Linked DNA regions of Homo sapiens: region 1 is linked to region 2. Evidence: read pairs that join two places in POLR2A ChIA-PET (ENCODE). Cell type or tissue: PC-9. All regions are shown on one strand. Each heading gives the region's core, and the rest is flanking DNA. Links, peaks and the distances in the headings are about the cores only.

Region 1 (5,378 bases), core at 267-5,266, 210 kb before region 2:
TCCAAGTGCTTCAGAGATACTGATTCATTTAACTCACAACTACCCGACGAAGTAGATGCTATCATTTTCATCATCTCTGTTTTAAAGATGAGGAGAGAAACATTAAATAACTTGCTCTAAGTCACACTCTAAGGGTACATCCACGACCTTGGCCAAGGTCATTTGGCCCCAGAGTCTGTGTGTTTAAGGGCCATTCTGGGCTGACTCCCTGAAGAATGGGCTCTGTTCTGTCATTGAAAGTATTTGGGGTCAGAGACATTGTCCATTACAGAATTCATCACCCTGAACATCAGAAACCTGCCCTTGGATCTAGAGGAAACTTTTTCAGCTTTAATGTCAACCTTATTTATTAATTTATTCTGGGAATGGTTTTTGGGATTTCTTTGCTTCTCCATAGACACAAAGAATATTCTCTTTACAAAAACCTTTTATTTTCTTGAAAATGGGCATTAAGCCACACTTTTGACTTCACTCGTTTACAAAAAAACTACAACCCATTTGATTTTTCTTGCACAGTTCAGTTTTTCTTTTCATCTCTTAACCTGCTCTAGAATGTCAAATAGGAACGTAGTAGGTAAGTTCTTGTATACCACATTCCTTTTGATGAATCTCAATGTTAAGAGAGTTTTTCCCATAAGAAAACAACAGTGCTCCGTTGTGTATTCAGCTTATAGTTCTGGGTCACAGATCCTGTCCCTCCACAACACTTGTGCCTGCCTAGACTCTCCTTTCCTTTATGTGAATCAGTCTCTTGCACCACAAGTTTACTTTCTACTTTCATTTGAGTCTGTGTTTTTGCATTTCATCCTCTCTGTGAATTTCAGTTTTGTCATGTCCCTTTTACATTTGACTCTCTCTCATCTTCCAAAGTACTGGCAGTGTCACCTCATTGATTATCATTTCTTTATTTTCTGCAGCTAAAAACAGTAACTGAAGTTGTTTTGGAGGAATTCCTCCTTGTGGTCTTTGTACTATGATTTCTATCTCTACAGATAACCAAGGTGGCACCATATTTCCCTCTCCTGTGACAGACACATGGCCAAAGGACGACCCATAGTGTCCACACGTCAGTCAGTGATACACTGGAGGGGCAGGACCTTCTCAGTTCCACCTACAGGCAGCAGGAGTAATGCCCCTACCCCACCTCACCCCCAGCCCTGCAATGACAGATAAATGAAGTCTAATGCTTAGGGCCCTGTCAGTCTCCGGTGTTTGTCATAATCTCATTTGCAATATGGTTATGAGCACGGATTAAAAGATCACCGAGGTCCACTCTGTATTTCTGCAAGAAGTGGCCACCGGCCATAAAGACCCCTTCTAGGCCTGACACAGTGACTCACATCTGTAATCCTGCACTTTGGAAAGCTGAGGCAGGATCACTTGAGCCCAGGAGTTCAAAACCAACCTGGGCAACAATGTGAGACCCCTGTCTGCACAAAATAAAACAATAAAATTTAAAAGACTAGCTGGGCATAGTGGCACACACCTGTAGTTTTAGCTACTTGTGAGGCTGACACAGGAGGATCACTGGAGCCTGGGAGGTCGAGGCTGCTGTGAGCTATGATCCCACCACGCACTCCAGCCTGGGCAACAGACAAAAAAAAAAAAAGGAACTATTTCTCCACTAGAGGTCGCTGTGCTTCCCAGGTAATAAGGCCTAAGGGGGCTCAGCCTGAATCTTCAGTGTGAGCTAGCAACAGTGACTACACCAACTCAAAAACTCAAAGTAGAGTTGCTAAGAATAGTATGCGTTTTGCCTGGAATGCATTAGAGATAAAGAAGTGTAGAAAAAAACTTTTACCAAGAGTCCAAAAGAGCCAAACAAAAGCTAGCATTCCTGGAGAGAGGAGAGGTTTGCTAAACAGAGGCCATAGGGAGGAGCTCAAGTTTGCTGAGACTCCAGACAAAAGAAGAAAAACTGTGCAAAGAAAGCACAGTTAATTGAATTCCCAAGTAGCTGGTGAGTTACTTGTATTCAACGTATAAATTTCAAGCCACAAATTCAGCTATGCAAGAAATGTAACTTTATTATTTAGAACTGAACCTAAATTTCAATTTTGAGTGTATACCACTGAGTGGTGGAAGCTGGGGCTGATAATTAAGGTCCTCCACCCCAACCCCACTATCCCAAGGGATCCAGGGTCTCTCTGGTTCCCAGGCATATCTGAGTGGGGTGCACATCTGGTATGGGTCATCGTTACCTGTTCAAGTTCCTCAGAATGACAAGACAACTCCATGGGGCCTTCTGACAGGCTTTTCTGCCCTAGTGCTCCTATACTAGGGGGTTCTCTAAGGGATTCTGGGATCTTTTCATTTGCCTGAGTTTAATTCTGAAACAAATCATGGGTCTTCTATACTCTGGGATTCCCTGAAACAATGGAGATTCTGTACGTGGACACACATGCACACATGGCTTGTGTTTCTGCACATGCACGCGTGCACACACACACGCACACACACATACACACACGCACGCACACACATACACACACGCACGCACACACACACAGGCACAGTTTATTATTCTCAGGGACCTTCCAGAATCTAAACTATTTTTTCTGTTTCTAGCTGGGGGCTGGGGAGTGGTGCTGAGGGTTGAGAGTATGCTATCTCTTACTAAACGTTCTCCTAAAATTTTTGTTTATGGCAAAAATTGTATGCTCCTAGTCCTTCAAGGTTTAGGCTTTTAAAGCTAACAAGTTTGTGTTCTTGAAGCTTATAAAGCTCCTCTCTGCTTTTCTTAGGAATCATCCCACCCCTGGGGCAATGACTGCTGCTGACTGAACAGAGGGAGGGCCCAGTATACAAGGAAATAGGGAGGGAGGGAGGGAGGGAAGCCCCATTTACTATCTCAGAGCTGTGAAACCAACTGTAAATCAGAAGCTCGTTTGGTTTGAAGGTTTTAGCAATTCCTGGTTGTAGAAAACTAAGGGTCCAGGCTTAGACATTCTTGGTCCTTAGAGCAAATGTTATTGGGGACTCTAGGGGACAGCAAAGCATCTGTTTCAAGAGATCGCACAGGATCAGTAAGGACAGGCAGGAATTTCTCTGTTCCGTGACTGACTTTCTGACCCAAGGCTGGGCAGTTTTCACAAATGAAGTTTGGCTTCCAGTGAAAAACCAGCCAGTTCTCTGTGAACTTTTAATCCTTTGTTCAAATTTTTTATTGTTTCCTTTGTATAATCTGCTCTGTGCCTGGAGCTCTCATCTGACTCATTCTATAGAATAATCCTATAATTGAGGGTGAGCACCAAATGTCCTAAGAAGTCCTCGTGGAAAAATCACACTCTGCTCTCCACATTAGAAGCTGTGTATGTGCAGGGGTTACTCAACTCTCTTGAATCCTGTTTCAGATGGCTACGAATTCCTGGAGATCCTGAAACAGGTTGCCCGGGACAATACTGACAACCCCGATCTGAGCATCCTGTGGATCGACCCGGACGACTTTCCTCTGGTGAGTGGCTCCAGCCAGCGCCCCACCCTCAGTTGCTGTCACAACCTCATGATTGCGTTCAGCATCTGAGGAGGTGAAATAGGCAGGGGCACTTGAAGAAACCCAGTGGCGGTCCTCACCCAGTGTGGGAGGTCTTGGCCCTTGGGGCAGTATTGAACTTGGGGCCTGGTGCTGACCCTGAAAGGATTCGGCTTACTCCCTGGAGTCCAGGAGTTGAAAACCCTTGACCCTCGGGGTCCCACCCAAGTGAGCAGGGTAAACTCCTTCGGCAGCAGCTCCAGAGCTGCCCCTCATCACTCCATTCCCAGTCCCCAGAACTACTTTTATTTTCTGGGTGGGGACCATCGTTCTGAGGCCACCTGAATTACTAAGTAATAAAAATCAGAGATGAACATTTTTCAGCGAGTTCAGAACTTTGTGGAGAGAAAGCGAGCGTGCCTGTCATGTTCATCGTGTTCTCCCCAGGACCTAGCATAGTGTCTAGCCTACGATGAATGTGAAAGAAACTTCAAGTCCACACTTTTGCTAGTGTGCATGATCAATGGCCCGAAACTTTTGATTATACTTAGTTTTTAAAAAAGAATAAACAGCATTTGTACACTACATGTATTGAACCCTGGTACTGGTTCTGGTGCTGATAATAAGTACTGGTACTGATAATAAGCATAGCTGATATATTCTACTGTATGCCTGGAACTAGAGTAATACTTTACATGCCTCATCACAGCGAATCCTCTCAACAACCCTGTGAAGTAGGTACTATTATAATCCCTGTCACAAGGTGGAGAGAATGATAGCTGGGGAGGTTAAAGCTAGTGAGTGATAGATGTGATATTCCAATCTAGGTCTACATGATGCTAAAGCCTGGTCTACCGACTGCTTTAGGTAAATGCTTATTGAAGTAATCAGTACAAGTTTAGTTATCATTAGGTTATGAATGATGACTTTATCTTCCAGGAATTATCATTAGTTGCATAGGTCATGACTGATGATACTGTGATTAAATAGAGAAAATTGAGAGGGATCTCAAGGGTCCTGAAAATCAGCCCTATGTAGAGGAGGGGGTGAATCAAAGGCAGAGGCTTCCATGACACTTGAGACCAATGTCATAGCACTGGGTAATTATAACAAAGTCATGGCCATATAAGACTGCATACAGTACAGCTTTGTTGATATAGCTTCTGCCTGGTTGTGTTTCTAGTTTATCTGACTATTTTGTTATACAAGCTTGCAGATGGTTTGCAGTTTTCCTGGCCAGTTTTTTTTTGTTTTTTTTTTTTGAGACAGGGTCTCACTGTGTCACCCAGGCTGGAGTGCAGTGGCATAATCTCAATTTACTGCAGCCTTAAGCTCCCAGGCTCAAGCAATCCTCCTGCCTCAGCCTCCTGAGCAGTTGGGACTATAGAAATGTGCCACCACGCCCAGCTAATTTTTAAAATTTCTTGTAGAGACAAGGTCTTACTATGTTGCTCAGGCTGGTTTCAAACTCCTGGACTCCAGTCCCAAAGTGCTGGGACTACAAGCATGAGCCACCATGCCCAGACTCTCTTCTGGCCAGTTCTATGTGTTTGCCTTGGTTTTTGCAAAGAAGAAATCTTCAGACTATTCTGATTTCCAGATTCCTGAATATCCCTAGTCCCCACTAGGCCATATATTTGCGTGGGAGATTTCCTACCACTGGACATCTCCATTAAAAAAAAAAATCCTGTGGCCCCTTGCTCCTTTATTTTTGCCCCAGTCAGAGATTTGTCCACATGGAGTCCAAGCCTGGTTGAATGAAGAAGCCTTCTTCTTACTTGGCAACTTATGACCCATCATGGCTTTCCCAGCTATCTCATGTAGCACAAGATAAGGTATTTTTAAAACTGGGACATTAAAAAGAGGTGGAGGGAAATGGCTCTATAAACTATAAAACAGCCACAAG
Region 2 (5,378 bases), core at 306-5,305:
ATCATTTGGTTGCTTCTACCTTTTGGCTATCATGAATAATGCTTCTCTAAACATGAATGTACAAATACCCTTTCAAGTCTCTACTTTCAGTTCTTTTTTGGTTTATATCCAGAAGTGAAATTATTGGATCATATAATAATTCTGAGATTACTTAGGAAAATCTGAGCACAGCTTTTTAATTCTTTGAGGAACCATCATATTGTTTTTTACAGTAGCTTGCAGTGTACATTCATACCAGCAACACACAAAAGTTTCCATTTCTCCACATCCTCGCAAACATTTGTTATTTTCTTTTCTTTCTTTTTTTTTAAATAATAGCCATCCTAATGTGTGTGAAGAGGTATCTCATTGTGGTGAGATAGGTACTGTTATCTGCACTTTTTCAGATGAGGAAACAAAAGTTTGGAAACTTGCCAAATGTTCTATGGCCAATTAAAGGCAGAATCAGGATTTAAACCAGAGCCCATCCTATCCTGCGCTGTGTTCTGAAGCACTACTGAGGCTGCCCATTAAAGAACTTGGGGAAAGTAGAGGGATGGATAGGTGGGGGTGTGAATGAAGATGGGGCTGTAAGAGTATGCAGGGGCCAAATCATAAAGACCTTTGTGTTTTTTTCCTAGAGAAAGTTTCAGTTCTTATAAATAGCTTGCAAGCATAAAATGTATATAGTAATTATATTAACCCAAGGATAAAGAAAAGGAAACATGAGATGAGTCCCTAAAAACTCCATTTCTCAGAAATGTAATCAGAATAGCTGTAGGTTAAGGCCTAATGTAAGAAATAACTTATTTTTCCATCAAAGCACAACTGAAAATAACCAAGAATAATATGATGTTGGCTTCACATTTTTCCATTTGTATTGAGCAAGGATATTTTGGGGCATCTTATGGAAAATATAACTTCAAGGGTTAAGAGAGCATTCATCAGGCATCTCAGCAAATTGTGAGCCAACATATGAGGAATCTGTGCATGTGCAAGGCTAAGTCCCCAGCACACAGTCCTGGCTGAGTGACCCAGAGGAAGGAAAGGCCATACTGTACAGTCTTGGGGTTCAGACTGTCCAGGCATGTTCAGAGAGTGAGCACTGAGGGGTGAGGGAGGAAAAAGGGATCTCTGCTTTTGAGGGGCTGAGGCAGAATCTTAGAGGATGGAACACATGGAAAGAAGATGCTGAGGTCCTGGAGCCCAAGGACAAGGAGGCTTCAGCAGAGTGAGGCTGCTCCTGAGAACAGCAAGGCTGTGTGCTCTCACACCGACCTCCAGCTGGCCACCCACTCCTGTCTCTGCCCACTCCCCCAGGGAATTTACCAGAGCCTGGAGGAGTGACCATGAGGAGGTCGTGCTTTATGGCCTAGTAATGGAGGGTAACCAGGTTGGGCAGGGGTCTGTTCACAAGTATAGCCCAGCAGTGGTGGTCAGAGACATGCCAGCAATGACACGGGAGACCAAGGATGGTCAAGCTAAGCAGTACAGAGGCCTGCGGTGCCCCAGGTGCTGACACACTGGTCCAGAAGGGGCAGTGGACATCACTGCCTATGAAAACCTGGGTTGAAAGTGGTACATTTTCCCCACCAGGGACACAGCTGCTTTGCGTTTAGGACCCTTACAGAGCTTGCCCTATATGTCTCTCCCTTTGGCCGGCTCTGATTTGTATTCTTTTCCTACAATAAAAGTGTAACTGTAAGTAGAACTCCTGAGTTCAGTGAGTTGTTCTAGCAAATTATCAGACCTGAGAGTGTAGTGGGAACCCCTTAATTTGAAACCAGCTGGTCAGAAGAGAGGGTGGTCTGGGGACCCCAGAGCCTGTGACTGGTGGACTGAGGAAGACCACTTCCTAGACCAGTATTGCTGCCAGCAATCTAGACCAGCACAGTGGCCTAACCTAATGTCCCTCACCAAGGTGGAAATGTTTGGCTGTAAGTGGAGAGAAGGAGTAGATGGGGGTAAAGAAATAAATAAACAGGTTATATAATGAGGGAAATCTAATATTACATTAATATATTGAGAAGACTGGAGCAAAAGGTGGTACTGTCTCAGGTTAGTTATTCCAGGTGCCTGAAAGGGTGAAGCCATGTACTGTGGAGACCACTCCTTTTTTTTGGAGCCTGATGAGGCTGAATGGAAGCCTGCAAACCTGAGTGGCCTTGTTCTGGGAGACATTTGGGTCATATGATATGATGATAGACTGGACTAATTATTAATGACTGAATGAAACTCTAGTAATGTGCTCATATCTAGACTCTTATTTTTCAGGTGACACCTACCATACTGCAATATGGTAGAACACCGGCATTGTTATGAAGATTCTGTTGGCTGATATTAATGGTCAAACGTATTGGGAAATCGAGTTAGGTATCCTATCCCTCCACCACACTGGCTCCTGCAAATCTTAGGCATATATAAGAACCATGTCCAAAGGCTAGGAGTGCCCTGTATAGAGCAGAATTAACTTTACCAGCCTCTGTCCAGTTCCTGGGAGGTAACTAAACCCTCGGAATTTCCTGGGTGATTGGAGTGTCTGCCCATCCCCTTGAGTCTGAGTCACTTGTTATGCTTCAGTGACTGGAATTTATCTTTATCTGGATCTAGACGTTTTTTTGAGTGGGGGCAGTGCTGAAGGTGAAACTCTTTTTATTTCAAACCAACAGGCCTATTGACTGATTAGGAGAGGAAGGAGTTGATGATTTGTTTTGGGTAGAAACAGGCACAGTGGATGTGCTCCTGTGGGTGGGTGGGTGCATGGGGTCAGAGGGCCTGGGAGAGGGTTGGCTGGGGGAGGGGGAAAGGGAGAGGGCCAGCACCACAGTCTTTGTCATGTAAGAGCCAGCATCACTGGCCCTCTATGGAGGGCAGGCTTCTCTCTACATTGTTCTAGGCACTGGATTTAGGGCATACCAGGGCCCCAAAGACTCAGGGCCCTATGGACATAACCAGACATCAAATCAAGGTTGAAGATGGTCAGAGCCCTTCCTCTTAGGGGTCTTCACCTCTTACTGAGGCCCAGGTGAGTTAAGGCCAAGAAGAAAGCAGAAAGGCAGAGGGTCTGTGAGATGGGTTCAAGCAAGAAGGGAGGGCAGAACTGGCGGCAGGGCCTCCAGGCTGTTCTGTGTCCCAGCTGGTTGAGGCCATCTCTCCAGTCCTGAAGCAGCACTGCCAAAACTAGTCCCATGAACTTGACATCTGTGGGTCTCAGTTTCTGAGTTTATACAAGGAGCAAGGTTGGTCTGTTTTGGCTCTAAGATTGTCCGATTTGATCTCATACAACTCTAGACACTCTGCCTTAAAAGTGGGGACCAGACTGAGCAGGTTGGGGCACAGGAGAACTTCCAATAAGCTGGAGGCGGGCTGGGGTGTCCTGTGGGCTTGTGGCCTCTGGACAGAGCCAGGAGCATCAGACTGGGCTGGGAACTAGGGGAACCCAATAACACATCTCCTGTGGGCTGAAGGCCCTTTGGTTTCTGGGCACCTGGGGAGAGGGGAGCTTATGGCTACTGATCTTAAAACCTCCAGAGAAACCACAGGGTAATTGAAGAAGCATGGGACATGTTTTGTAAGGAAGGAATAAAAGAATTTGAGAAGTTTTTAATCTCTGGAAAGAAAGAGACTTAGGGAGGACCTCAATGGGGTCTTTAAGCCCTGAAAGTGTAGAAACTGCTCCTCATCTGTCCCAGGGCAAAAATGAAAGGAAGTGGGCTAGCTTTGCTACTGGGGGCATTTGGGTCACCCATAGGAAGAGCTTAGATGCAAGGAAGAGGCAGTCGAGGAGAACTGATTGTGGGAGGTGAGGGTGTGGAAATAATTCTCAGAGAGCAGCACCTCTCTAATAATGACAATAATAGCAGCCATCACCGACTGCATCCAGGTCTGTCTTGTGCTATGCTGCTGAATTATATGCTACTCTCTTGGTCCATGAGCACCTACTAAGCTCCAGGAACTGTGCTAGACGCTGGGGCTATAATGATGAGCAAAACAGATCTATTTCCACAGTGCCCTGGGTGGGGTGGGGTAGGAGCTCAGCCTAATGGGTGAGTCAGAAATAAATTATGCATGTAAATGTGTGCGAGAATGTACAAACGCCATGAGAATGTGAAACAGGCGCATCTGATAGGCTTTGGGATGTTAGGAATACTCATTTGCTATATATTTGGTTTTCTTATTCCTGTTTCACTGAGGAGGAAATTGGGGCTCAGAGAGGTTAAGTCATTTGCCCAAGATTGCGTTAATGGGCAGAGGGAGCACTCAAAGATCTATCTGATCCCAGAGACTTTTCTGCCAACCACCTGACTCTAGAGACCCGGTTCAGAGGCTACACAAAGAATAAGATGGTCTGTTTTATCTTGGTGTGATTTGCAAGACTTCCAGTCTTGACACTACTTTTGCTGCCCTGTCTTGGAGCAAAGACCTGTAATCCCCCTCTCTGTGTTTCCTCAGACCATCAGCTCTCTCCCAGCCTGTCCCTTCTATACCTACGTGACCCTGCCAGGAGCACACAGCCCCTTCCCCAGGCCCTGCCAGGACCAGCACACCTGGGGGCAGCTCTTCAGATAAAGCTGGGAGCAGCATACCTGGGCAGCTCTCCAAGGGCCCAGTGTAGCCTTCAACCTTGCCGGTGCCAGGTCTGCTAAGGGCATGGCATGGCTTTGTGTGTAAGCGTTTGCACACATGTGTGTATAGCCCACCTAGAGTGCTTACTGAGATCTGTCATGAGAAAACATGTGAATGCTGATGTGCATACATGTAAAGGTGCACATATGTTCAAGCATTTTGTGGTCATCCACATTTGCGGCATGAGCCTGTGTTTGTGGGCAGGAGACTGAGCCCTCAGTCTGTGGGCCTGTGATGAGGGGGTACAGGCAGGAGACTTGGGAGCCCGTGGAAAGCAACACGAAGAGGGCAAATGGATCCTGAGGGGAGAGAAGACCCTATCTCTCTTAGGTGGGGCCTCAGGTTGTGCTTTGGGGTGTGCTGGGTGGGGTGGCTATGAAATGGAGAGCCACCCTGGGAGTGTGAGCCATCATCATTGTGATGCTGGAGAGCCCTGGGGGGTGCCCTTCCCAGGCCAAGTTAGAGCCCAGGACATAGGCTCCTGGGGCATCTGGCTGCCCAGACAGCCAGCCCTGATCTGCTGTTCATTAGTTCCCAGGATTCATAGGGCAACAACATATTGGATGCTCACCCTTTTTTATTTAATCCTAGGGACACCTGTGAGTTATAGGTTATTGTGCCAGTTATATAGATGAGGAGACAGAGGCTCAGAGAGGTTAGTTAACTTGCCCAAGGTCACACACATCAGTCAATGACAAGGCAGGAATTTGAACCTAAATTTGTTAGCCCTAAAAGCCTGTGAATTTTCCAAATTCTGCTCCGTTGACACTCCA

Evidence for each region. ChIA-PET counts read pairs that join two places held together with the same protein. Peaks named below come from ENCODE experiments on the same cell type or tissue, not always from the same donor. Only the 100,000 strongest peaks of a DNase experiment are listed, where the experiment ranks them.
Region 1: POLR2A ChIA-PET joins it to region 2 with 8 read pairs; 2 of 35 experiments call an interaction of 5 or more read pairs at or near these places.

Annotation. Positions count from the first base shown.
Region 1 is chr1:115,703,268-115,708,645 of GRCh38, reverse strand. CASQ2 (calsequestrin 2) reads left to right here. Exons shown (of 11, transcript NM_001232.4): 9 at 3,354-3,454. Among named protein-coding and RNA genes, the nearest start is that of CASQ2, 63 kb to the left of the region's middle. In PC-9, for the core only: CTCF peaks have their summits at 1,429 and 1,637 (motif pointing right); DNase peaks (open chromatin) are centred at 1,625 and 2,795.
Region 2 is chr1:115,494,474-115,499,851 of GRCh38, reverse strand. No RefSeq gene overlaps it. Among named protein-coding and RNA genes, the nearest start is that of VANGL1, 140 kb to the left of the region's middle. In PC-9, for the core only: no CTCF peak of the experiment used is centred there; DNase peaks (open chromatin) are centred at 2,541 and 4,051; H3K4me3 peaks cover 1,248 bases; H3K27ac peaks cover 3,529 bases.